Regions from separate parts of the Homo sapiens genome. Here region 1 is linked to region 2. A link is an interaction called in ENCODE POLR2A ChIA-PET data of the cell type or tissue named here. Cell type or tissue: endothelial cell of umbilical vein. All regions are shown on one strand.

Region 1 (5,000 bases), 170 kb after region 2:
GTTATTAGCAAGTAGTGCAGGTAGCTGTTCCCTTTCTCCTACTTTTAAAAAATTAAAACAGTCAATATTAGCAGCCTTTGTACTGACAGCCTTTGTTCTCCTGGCTGCAGCCAGTAGAGACTCCAGTCCAGTTATGAGGTCAAGCAGCACCTTGCCAGTTCCACAGCCCAGCAGTGCTCCTCCCACACCTACTCGCCTCACAGGTGCCAACAGTGACATGGAAGAAGAGGAGAGGGGAGACCTCATTCAGTTCTACAACAACATCTACATCAAACAGATTAAGACATTTGCCATGAAGTACTCACAGGCAAATGTAAGTATGACAGGGATTATTTCATACTTTTTTCACTCATGAGTGTTGAGGAATCATTTATGATTTATATATGGACCATTCACCTGGTCCGTATATAAACTAGTTTTGGCCAGGTGTGGTGGCTCACACCTGTAATCCCAGCACTTTGGGAGGCCGAGGAGGGCAGATCACTTGAGGTCAGGAGTTCAAGACCAGCCTGGCCAACGTGGTAAAACCCAGTCTCTACTAAAAATACAAAAATGAGCTGGGCGTGGTGGCACACACTTGTAATCCCAGCTACTCTGGGGGCTGAGGCAGGAGAATTGTTTGAACATGGGAGGCGGTGGTTGCAGTGACCTGAGATTGTGCCACTGCACTCCAGCTTGGGTGACAGAACAAGACTCTGTCTCATAAATAAGCTAGTTTTACAAATAATTCTATTAAGTAAAACTGAGGAGGTCTGTAATTTACCTAACCAATATAAATTCTACTGTTGTTAAGCATTAAACGAGTAAGATTGTATTTGGAGTCCCTACAAAGTATAGTAGTACAAGAGACAGGCTACATGGGTTCAAATTTTCCAGTACTTAACAGTGGTGGTAACCTTGCAAATCATTAAATTTTCTCTGTACCTCATTTCCTCATATATAAAATGGGAATATAACTAGTTCCTAGCATATGGGGTTGTTGTAAGGATGAAATGACATAATGTATAAAAATTGCTTAAAATAATAACTGGCACAAACTAAGCACTTAAGGTTTGCTATTAGAATATTTTTCTTTAGGTTAAGTTATTGCTAATACATCACTCTGTCATTCATAAAACTACTGGTTTAGCACACCTCTTCACTCAATAATCATTTTCAGTAAAAATAATTATAAATTTTTTTCTTAGAATTACTGATTTTTTTTTTTTAAACAGATGGATGCTCCTCCACTCTCTCCCTATCCATTTGTAAGAACAGGCTCCCCTCGCCGAATACAGTTGTCTCAAAATCATCCTGTCTACATTTCCCCACATAAAAATGAAACAATGCTTTCTCCTCGAGAAAAGATTTTCTATTACTTCAGCAACAGTCCTTCAAAGGTGAGCCTAACATCAATCTTGGCCTTTACTAACCTCAAAATGCTTCAGATGCTAGAAACAGGGTTTGTGCTAAGCTTAGGCACTCATTAGAGTGATGAGAGCTGCCAGGGAGCAGTGATCAGTCAGTCCTCATGAAGCAAAACCCAGGGTTTGTTTTGTTTTTTGCCTTTTTTGAGGGGGAGGGGGTGGAATTTTAGGGTGGGAAACAGGGTAAGGGATTTGGATTTCTTTTTATTCCCTCTCCTATTTGTACATTTTGCTGTAAACCTGAAATTTGTGTTTATCCCATTTGTAACAATTTTCCACATTTGTTAGGGAAAGAAATTTTGGATTCCTTACCAAAGGCCTGTTTCTGGGACAGGCAGTGTCCTCAGGACTCTGGCTAATGGGAGAAGTTGACATTTTTGACATTGCAGTGCAATAGTCATATTAGCACAGATGTATGTGGCAACAGCCACCTCATTCTAAGAAGGGGAAGGAAGCTTGAGTCAGGCCTTAATGTTGAAAAGTCAGGGAGCTGTTGAGGTATGGAAGGGCACTCAGCAGGAAGCAGGTTAAGGGGAAGAAAACAGTGTCCTTGAGGCAGACAGTGATCCAAAGCTTAATTACGGGCATCATGCTATGTTAGCGAGTGGAACTGGATTGTGAAGGCCCTTACATAATGAGATTTTTATTGATAAAGGTTGCTTAGAGGCTGGGCGTTGTGGCTCACACCTGTAATCCCAACACTTTGGGAGGCCACAGTGGGCAGATCACCTGAGGTCAGGAGTTCAAGACCAGCCTAGTCAACAGGGTGAAACCTCATCTCTATTAAAAATACAAAAATTAGCTGGGTGTGGTGGCATGCACCTGTAATCCCAGCTACTCGGGAGGCTAAGGCAGGAAAATAGCTTGAACCCAGGAGGTGGAGGTTGCAGTGAGCAGAGATCGCGCCATTGCACTCCAGCCTGGGTGACAAAAGCGAAACTCACTGTCTCAAAAAAAAAAAAAAAAACGGTTGCTTAGAAATACACATATATATATGGCCTGAACTCTTCAAAAAAAGGTCAGTATGGTAAGAGGACGGGGAAGGTATCATTGAGGAGACTAGGGAGACACGACATCCAAATGCAATGCATGATTTTTGATCCTGCATAGGAAAACGTTGCTATAAAGGACATTTTGAGGAAAATTTGAATGTGGCCTTCAGTGTATTTTTTTTTAAAAGTTTCTTTGGTGTTGATGATGCCTAGCAGATTATGTAGGAGACTGTGCTGAAAGTATTCAGAGGTAAAGTGTCCCAGTGTCTGCAGCTTACTTTCAAACGGGTTGGTTGCAATATATTTAGGTAGGGAGAGAGTGAAAGCAACTCTTAGACATTAATGATTGATAAGTGGCTGCTCAGTGTACTATTTTTTTCAACTCTTTGTAGGCTTGCAATCTTTTAAAAAGTTGAGGAAAACAGTCCGGGTGCAGTGCCTCACGCCTGTAATCCCAACATTTTGGCAGGCTGGGGTGGGAAGATTGCTTGAGGCCAGGAGTTGGAGAACGGCTCAGGCAACATAAGACCCCATCCCTACAACAAATAAAAATTAGCTGAGCATGGTGCCATGCACCTGTAGTTGTAGCTACTCAGGAGGCTGAGCCCAAGAGTTCAAGGCTGCGGTGAGCTATGGTCGTGCCACCACACTCCAGCCTGGGCAATAAAGTGAGAAACCCTGTCTGTTTGGAAAAAAAAGTTGAGGAAAACAAGTAAACAAGAACAGCAAAAATCTGTTAGAAAATGTAATAATGGGCCAGGTGTGGTGGCTCATGCCTGTAATCCCAGCACTTTGGGAGGCCGAGATGGGTGGATCACCTGAGGTCAGGAGTTCAAGATCAGCTTGGCCAACATGGTGAAACCCCATCTCTGCTAAAAGTACAAAAAAATTAGCCGGGCATGGTGGTGGACACCTGTAATCCCAGCTACTCAGAATCGCTTGAATCCCGGAGGCAAAGTTTGCAGTGAGCTGAGATCGTGCCATTGCACTCCAGCCTGGGGGACAAGAGCAAGACTCCGTCTCCAAAGAAAAACAGAAAATGTAATAATGGAGACACTTTTCCTATCATAGTAAAAAAAAAAAAAAAAAGGTGTAAAGGTGTCACGTGCTTTGGAATGAATTTATAAAACTTATGAAAACTGGAATAAATGAAGACATACCAGCGATTCTGAATAAGAAGACCAAATATTTAAAAGATATACTTTCTCTGTTATATAGGCTTAGTCTAATTCCAGTGATATTCCTAGTAGGACTGGTTATGAAACCTGGAAACATAAATTGGCAGTAACAGCCCCAAAAAGCAAATGGAGTTGGAGGAAATGATTCTGACGGCTTAAATTAGACTCTCATCCTGTAACCTATAAATTCTAAATGGATTAACAGAGTTAAATGGAAAAAAAGAACAGAATAATAGCAGGTAATAGACAAAGCAGATGAATTGGAATGATAATACTCAAAAGGTGGCTTAAAAAGGAGGAAAAAAGGAACATACAGGAAAATAGCATTTAAATGTAAATGGTCTAAATGTACCAATTAATAGTTAGAATTTATCTGACTGGACAAAAAAGCAGGACCAAACTATATGTTGTTTGTAAGTTATATACTTTAAATATAAAAATGTATATCCATAAAAGGAATATTTACTTGGCAATAAAAAGGATGAAGTACTGATACATGCTACAATATGAATGGACCTTGAAAACATCGTTAAGTGAAAGAAGCCAGTCACAAAAGAGAACATATTTTATGATTCCATTTATATGAGTTGTCCAGAATGGGCAAATATCTAGAAGCAGAAAGGAGATTCATGGTTGCCAAGGGTTGTGGGGAATAGAGTTTCTGCTTATGAACAAGAAGTTTCTGGGGTGATGAAAGAATTCAAAAATAGAATGTAGTGATGGCTGCTCTGGGAACTCTGGGAACATACTAAAAGCCATGGAGCTGTACACTTCAAATGGTTGAATAATACGGTATAAGAATTATATCTCAATAAAGCTGGAAGGGTGGAAAAGGTTATACCATGCTACCACTCATGAAAAGAAAGTTGGAGTGGCTGTATTAATATCAGAGAAAGTAGATTTCAGAGCAAAAAATATTATCAGGACAAAGAGGGTCGTTTCCTATTATAAAGAGGACATATAACCCTAAATAAAAAAAAAAAACTGGTAGTCAAGAGATTTCAACATAATTGGTACAACAAATAGAGAAAATCACTAAGGATACAGAAGATGTAGACATTATCAACTGATTGACATTTATAGAACACTCTCTAACAAATCAAGTGCAGAGAGAACATTTACCAACATAGACTACATTCTGGACCATAAAACAAGTCTCGATAAATGTTAAAAGGGTTGAAATACTGTGTTTTCACTATCACAATGGCATTAAATCAGAAATCAATAAAAGATACCTGGAAAATCCCCCAATTCTTGGAACCTAAATTATATATTTCTATTGGTTAAAGAAAGCACAAGAGAAATTAGAAAATATTTTGAACTAAATGAAAATGAAAATCCAAAATATTAAAATTTGTGGGATGTAGCTAAAACAGTGCTAAGAGAGAAATACATACACCTATGTTCCAAAAGAAAAAAGGTCT
Region 2 (5,000 bases):
CGGAGCTTGCAGTGAGCCAAGATCGTGCCACTGCACTCCAGCCTGGGCGACAGAGCAAGACTCCGTCTCCAAAAAAAAAAAACAAAAATCAAAAAAGAATAATGTAGAAAAAGATATTTGGCACAAAAAGCAGAGATAAATGATTTTTTTTAAAAAAACAAGCTTTTGAAAGTATAGGAACTAATGGGTTCAAAGAAAGGGGAAATGTTTATCTTAGGGAAAAGGCATGCTTCCTTCTCCAAGGAAGGAAGAGAAAATGTGTGAATATCGGGAAAAAAAATAGAGAAGACAGGTCAAAAATTGAAAGAGGCCTAGGTTGTAATTCTTCAGGTTTTTAAATGAGAGGTGGGGATGATATTTTTAGTCCAAAAGTTTCTACATTAAAGATGTATAAAATAAGAACTAACACTTTCATATATTTAGGAAAGGGATTACTTTCAGTTTGTTTAAGAACTAAATTTGTATCACCATTTTGCATTTTTAATTCAATTAGGTACTTCCATTCAACCAACCCTTGGTGCCAATGGTGTGATATTAGACAACCAGCCTATAGTCAAAAAAAGGCGAGGAAGGAGGAAGAATGTAGAAGGTGTTGACATCTTCTTTTTTAACAGAAATAAACCACCTAATCATGTAAGTAAAGCAGTACTTAAAAACTGATCCTTGAATTCAAAATTCAATCCTAATAAATATACATATTATTGTTTTGTGAATGTTTTATAGACTATTAGTAAGGAAATTAGAAGTATGCCATATAATTTTAGATGATATCTTAGAATCTTAGCACTGTCCAAGAGTGATAAAAATTTTAAGTTTAAAAGATTTAGCAGAATTTTTAGCAACAACTTATTTTTTCTCTTCAAAAATAATTGCTTTATTGAACCAATATTAGAATGATAAAGTATGAAAATAAAGATACCATTTGGTGTTTTTTTACAGGTTTCTTTAGGCTTAACCTCCTCACAGATTTCCACAGGGATAAATCCAGCACTATCCTATACTCAACCTCAAGGAATTCCTGATACAGAAAGTCCAGTTCCAGTTATTAATCTTAAAGATGGAACGAGACTTGCAGGAGATGATGCACCAAAGAGAAAGGATTTGGAAAAATGGCTTAAGGAGCACCCGGGTTATGTGGAAGATTTGGGAGCTTTTATTCCTGTAGGTGACACCTTAAAATTCTTGTTATATTTTATTTTTATGAGTTGTCAGATCTATCATGATGAAGCATAAATTCTCATCCACTTATGCTAAATATGTGCTCTGCCTAAGACCTAGGAGAATTAGCAGAAAAAATAATTACCATCCTTCCCATGATACAATACAATGTTATTTTCCATTTTTCCATTCTGCATTCAATGAGTATTTAATAATAAAAATCACTTCCAATATAGAGTACTATGTTAGACCCAGTGAAGGTTGCTAAGGTATAAAACTTCCAATCCTTTCTCAAGCAGTTTATTTTAAAATAATAATGATTATAGTAAACATGTATTGAAACTTAACTATGTGCCTGCAGTTATGCTGACATACTTAGGCACACCACATGCATTACCTCATTTAACACAATAACTTTATTACGTGGCATTGTTATAACTGTTTTTTGTTTTTTTGAGACAGAGTCTCGCACTGTCACCCAGGCTGGAGTGCAGTGACGTGATCTCGGCTCACTTCAACCTCTGCCTCCCGGATTCAAGCGATTCTCCCACCTCAGTCTCCTGAGTAGCTGGGACCACAGGTGCACACCACCATGCCCAGCTGACTTTTGTATTTTTCATAGAAACAGGGTTTCACCATGTTGGCCAAGGCTGGTCTCAAACTCCTGGCCTCAAGCAATCCGCCTGCTCAGCCTCCCAAAGTGCTAGGAATACAGACATGAACCACCGCACCCAGCCTATAACTGTTTTATAAATGAAATTAAAACACCAAAGTTTTAAGTAAATAGTTCAAGTCCACTCAGCAAACAGACTCTTAAATCTGGAGCCCAAACTGCTCCTCTTAAGCTCTTCTTCAAGCTATGAGTATAGCTTCTATGCCCCTCCAGATGCACAATGAGTTTATTTTAATCAAAGATGAGGCTGGGCATGATGGCTCATGCCCGTAATCCTAGCACTTTGGGAGGCCGAAATGGGCAAATCACTTGAGTTCAGGAGTCTGAGACCAGCCTGGCCACAGGCCACCACATCCAGCTAATTTTTTCAATTTTTATTTTGTAGAGACAGGCTCTTACTGTCTTGCTCAGGCCGGTCTCAAACTCCTGGCTCAAGCGATCCTCCTGCCTCAGCCTCCCAAAGTGTTGAGATTACAGGTGTGAGCCACCACACCTGGCTAAATATTGCAATCCTAAAAATAATGGGAATCCTGAGTTGAACACTGTAACTTCCTAACATGTTCAAGATAACATTCATTTATTCAGTTAACAATTTTTTATTGAGGGATTACTATGTACTACTTATTATTTTAAGAGATTGAGGATATAGCAGTAAACAATATAAAGTTTTTGCCCTCATACCTATACTCTAGACTCTGAAGAATTCTCATACCTTTCTCTTTATCACTGCAAAAGGGCCTTTATTAACTTTTTAAACTTGTATATCCATTCATCATTTCACCTGCAAATATTTTATCATAATATTTTATATTACTTTATTGTAAAGATTTTGAAAACATATTTTTAAGGGCAGCATTTGTTCCTCTAAAGATTATAAGATGTAATTTGTCTGCTTTCCCAAGGAAAAGCATTTTCCTTTGTAAAAATCACCTTACATTAATGATTTCTTGGATCTCACACTCTATTGTAGTATTTCTGTAGCTAAACAATTATAACATGGTGGAGAGTATACTATAATAAAGTTATGTATAAAGTCTCATGGGAACAGATGTAAGAAAAATTAACTGCCTAGGCAGTTTCTGAGGAAAGATAAAGAAAATAGAGCCGACATTTGTCTCGTGGATGAAAAAAGAGTAAGTAGGCATTGACCAGGTTAACACAAGAAGAGGATGTTCTAGGCAATATAGAATTATTAAGAAGATGGCCGGGTGCGGTAGCTCACGCCTGTAATCCTAGCACTTTGCGAGGCCGAGGCGGGCAGATCACCTGAGGTCAGGAGTTCAAGACCAACCTGGCAAACATGGTACCCCATCTCTACTAAAAATACAAAAATCAGCTGGGCATGGTGGCGGGTGCCTGTAGTCCCAGCTACTCGAGAGGCTGAGGCAGGAGAATCTCTTGAACCCGGGAGGCAGAGGCTGTCATGAGCCAAGAGCAAAACTCCATCTCAAAAAAAAAAAAAAAAAAGAAAAGAGGATAGGACTGTAAGCCATATTCATAAAACAGTGACTAGTCTAATATTCCAGAGTACGTGGAGGAGTGAGTGGGGTAATAGTAAATAAACAATGAACAGAAGAGGTGAATTGAATAGGTTCAGGCCATGATGGGACTGGTATGCTAAGCTGAAGAGTTTGAGTGTTGATTTCCTGAAAATATTTTTAATTGGCTGGAAATACCTGCAAACATTAAGCCCTGTTTTGTTAATAGTTGTATAGAGAAGTAGCATGGTTTGATTGGATGAGTTTTTATTTTTATTGCTAGATATGAGTTGTTGGGTTCTTGCTTGTTTTTGTTTTGAGACAGGGCCTCACTTTGTTGCCCAGGCTGGAGTGCAGTGGCACGATCATGGCTCACTGCAGCCTTAATCTCCCATGCCCAAGCAGTCCTCCCATCTCAGCCCCAACAAATACCTGGGACTGTAGGCGTACACCACCATGGCAAGCTAATTTTTTGATTTTTTGTAGAGACAGGGTCTCACCATATTGCCCGGGCTTAACTTTTTTAATGAATAGTTTGAAGAAAAGATTGATGCAATACTTTTTATTAAAATAATGTTTGGCCAGGCGTGGTGGCTCACATCTGTAATCCCAGTACTTTGGGAGGCCTAGGCGGGAGGATAGCTTGAGCCCAAGAGTTCAAGATCAGCCTGGGCAATGCGGCAAAACTTTCATCTCTACAAAAAAATAAAAAAAATTAGCCAGGCATGGTAGCACACACCTGTAGTCCCAGCTACTTGAGAGGCTGAGGTGGGAGGATCACTTGAGCCTGGGATGTGAAGGCTCCAGTGAGCTGTGACCACACCACTATTCTCCAGCCTGGGCAACAGAGCAAGACCCTGTCTCAAAAAAAAATAAAATAAAAAAGTTTAGATATTTTTAAAATGTAAATAACCAAAAGGTAAATGCTATTAAATTACTTGGATCAGCTCATTTTAATATTTTGAATTGTTTTGCACAGTTAAAGACTTTAAAGATATGTCTTTATCTATATATTTTAGAGAATGCAGCTTCATGAGGGAAGACCCAAACAAAAAAGACACCGTTGCAGAAACCCCAATAAACTAGATGTGAATAGTCTCACTGGAGAAGAACGTGTTCAACTGATTAACAGAAGAAATGCTAGAAAGGTATTTTAATGTTTTTTTCTTAATCTTTTGTATTGATTCAATATTTAAGAGATCTCCAGAACACTATTTCATTATGTGGTGGTGTTTTCTAACAGACCTGGAAATGAGTTGAATCTATCAGATTTCTGAGGGAAGACATGCAGTATAATTTTATGCAGTCTAATTTCAAATCTTGCTTCATTAGCTGAGCTATTACATGAAATAAGTCATTTAACACATCTGTGCCTAAGCAGTGCCATTGCACATGATTGTACACTTATACAAGGGCACGACATCAAAAACAGTCATTCTCATCGGGGTGATTTCACCTCTCAAGGAATATTTGTCAGCGTCTGGAGACATCTTTGGTAGCCACAAGGAGAAGATGCTACTGGTATCTAGTGGGTAGAAGCCAGAGATGCTGCTAAACCTCCTACAGTACATAGAACAACCCCCTACAATACCAATTCACAATGTCTGTACTGGAAAGGTTGAGAAACTCTGATCTAAGAGGACACCACTCACATTATAGCCATCATAAATTTATATATTTATCACTGCAAT

The links. Peaks named below come from ENCODE experiments on the same cell type or tissue, not always from the same donor. Only the 100,000 strongest peaks of a DNase experiment are listed, where the experiment ranks them.
Region 1: POLR2A ChIA-PET joins it to region 2 with 6 read pairs; 3 of 35 experiments call an interaction of 5 or more read pairs at or near these places.

The regions. Positions count from the first base shown.
Region 1 is chr16:53,480,457-53,485,456 of GRCh38, forward strand. RBL2 (RB transcriptional corepressor like 2) reads left to right here. Exons shown (of 22, transcript NM_005611.4): 20 at 111-313; 21 at 1,215-1,379. Among named protein-coding and RNA genes, the nearest start is that of AKTIP, 20 kb to the right of the region's middle. In endothelial cell of umbilical vein, no CTCF peak of the experiment used is centred here; a DNase peak (open chromatin) is centred at 1,885; H3K27ac peaks cover 960 bases.
Region 2 is chr16:53,313,884-53,318,883 of GRCh38, forward strand. CHD9 (chromodomain helicase DNA binding protein 9) reads left to right here. Exons shown (of 39, transcript NM_001308319.2): 35 at 494-633; 36 at 940-1,161; 37 at 4,329-4,457. Among named protein-coding and RNA genes, the nearest start is that of RBL2, 120 kb to the right of the region's middle. In endothelial cell of umbilical vein, no CTCF peak of the experiment used is centred here; no DNase peak of the experiment used is centred here.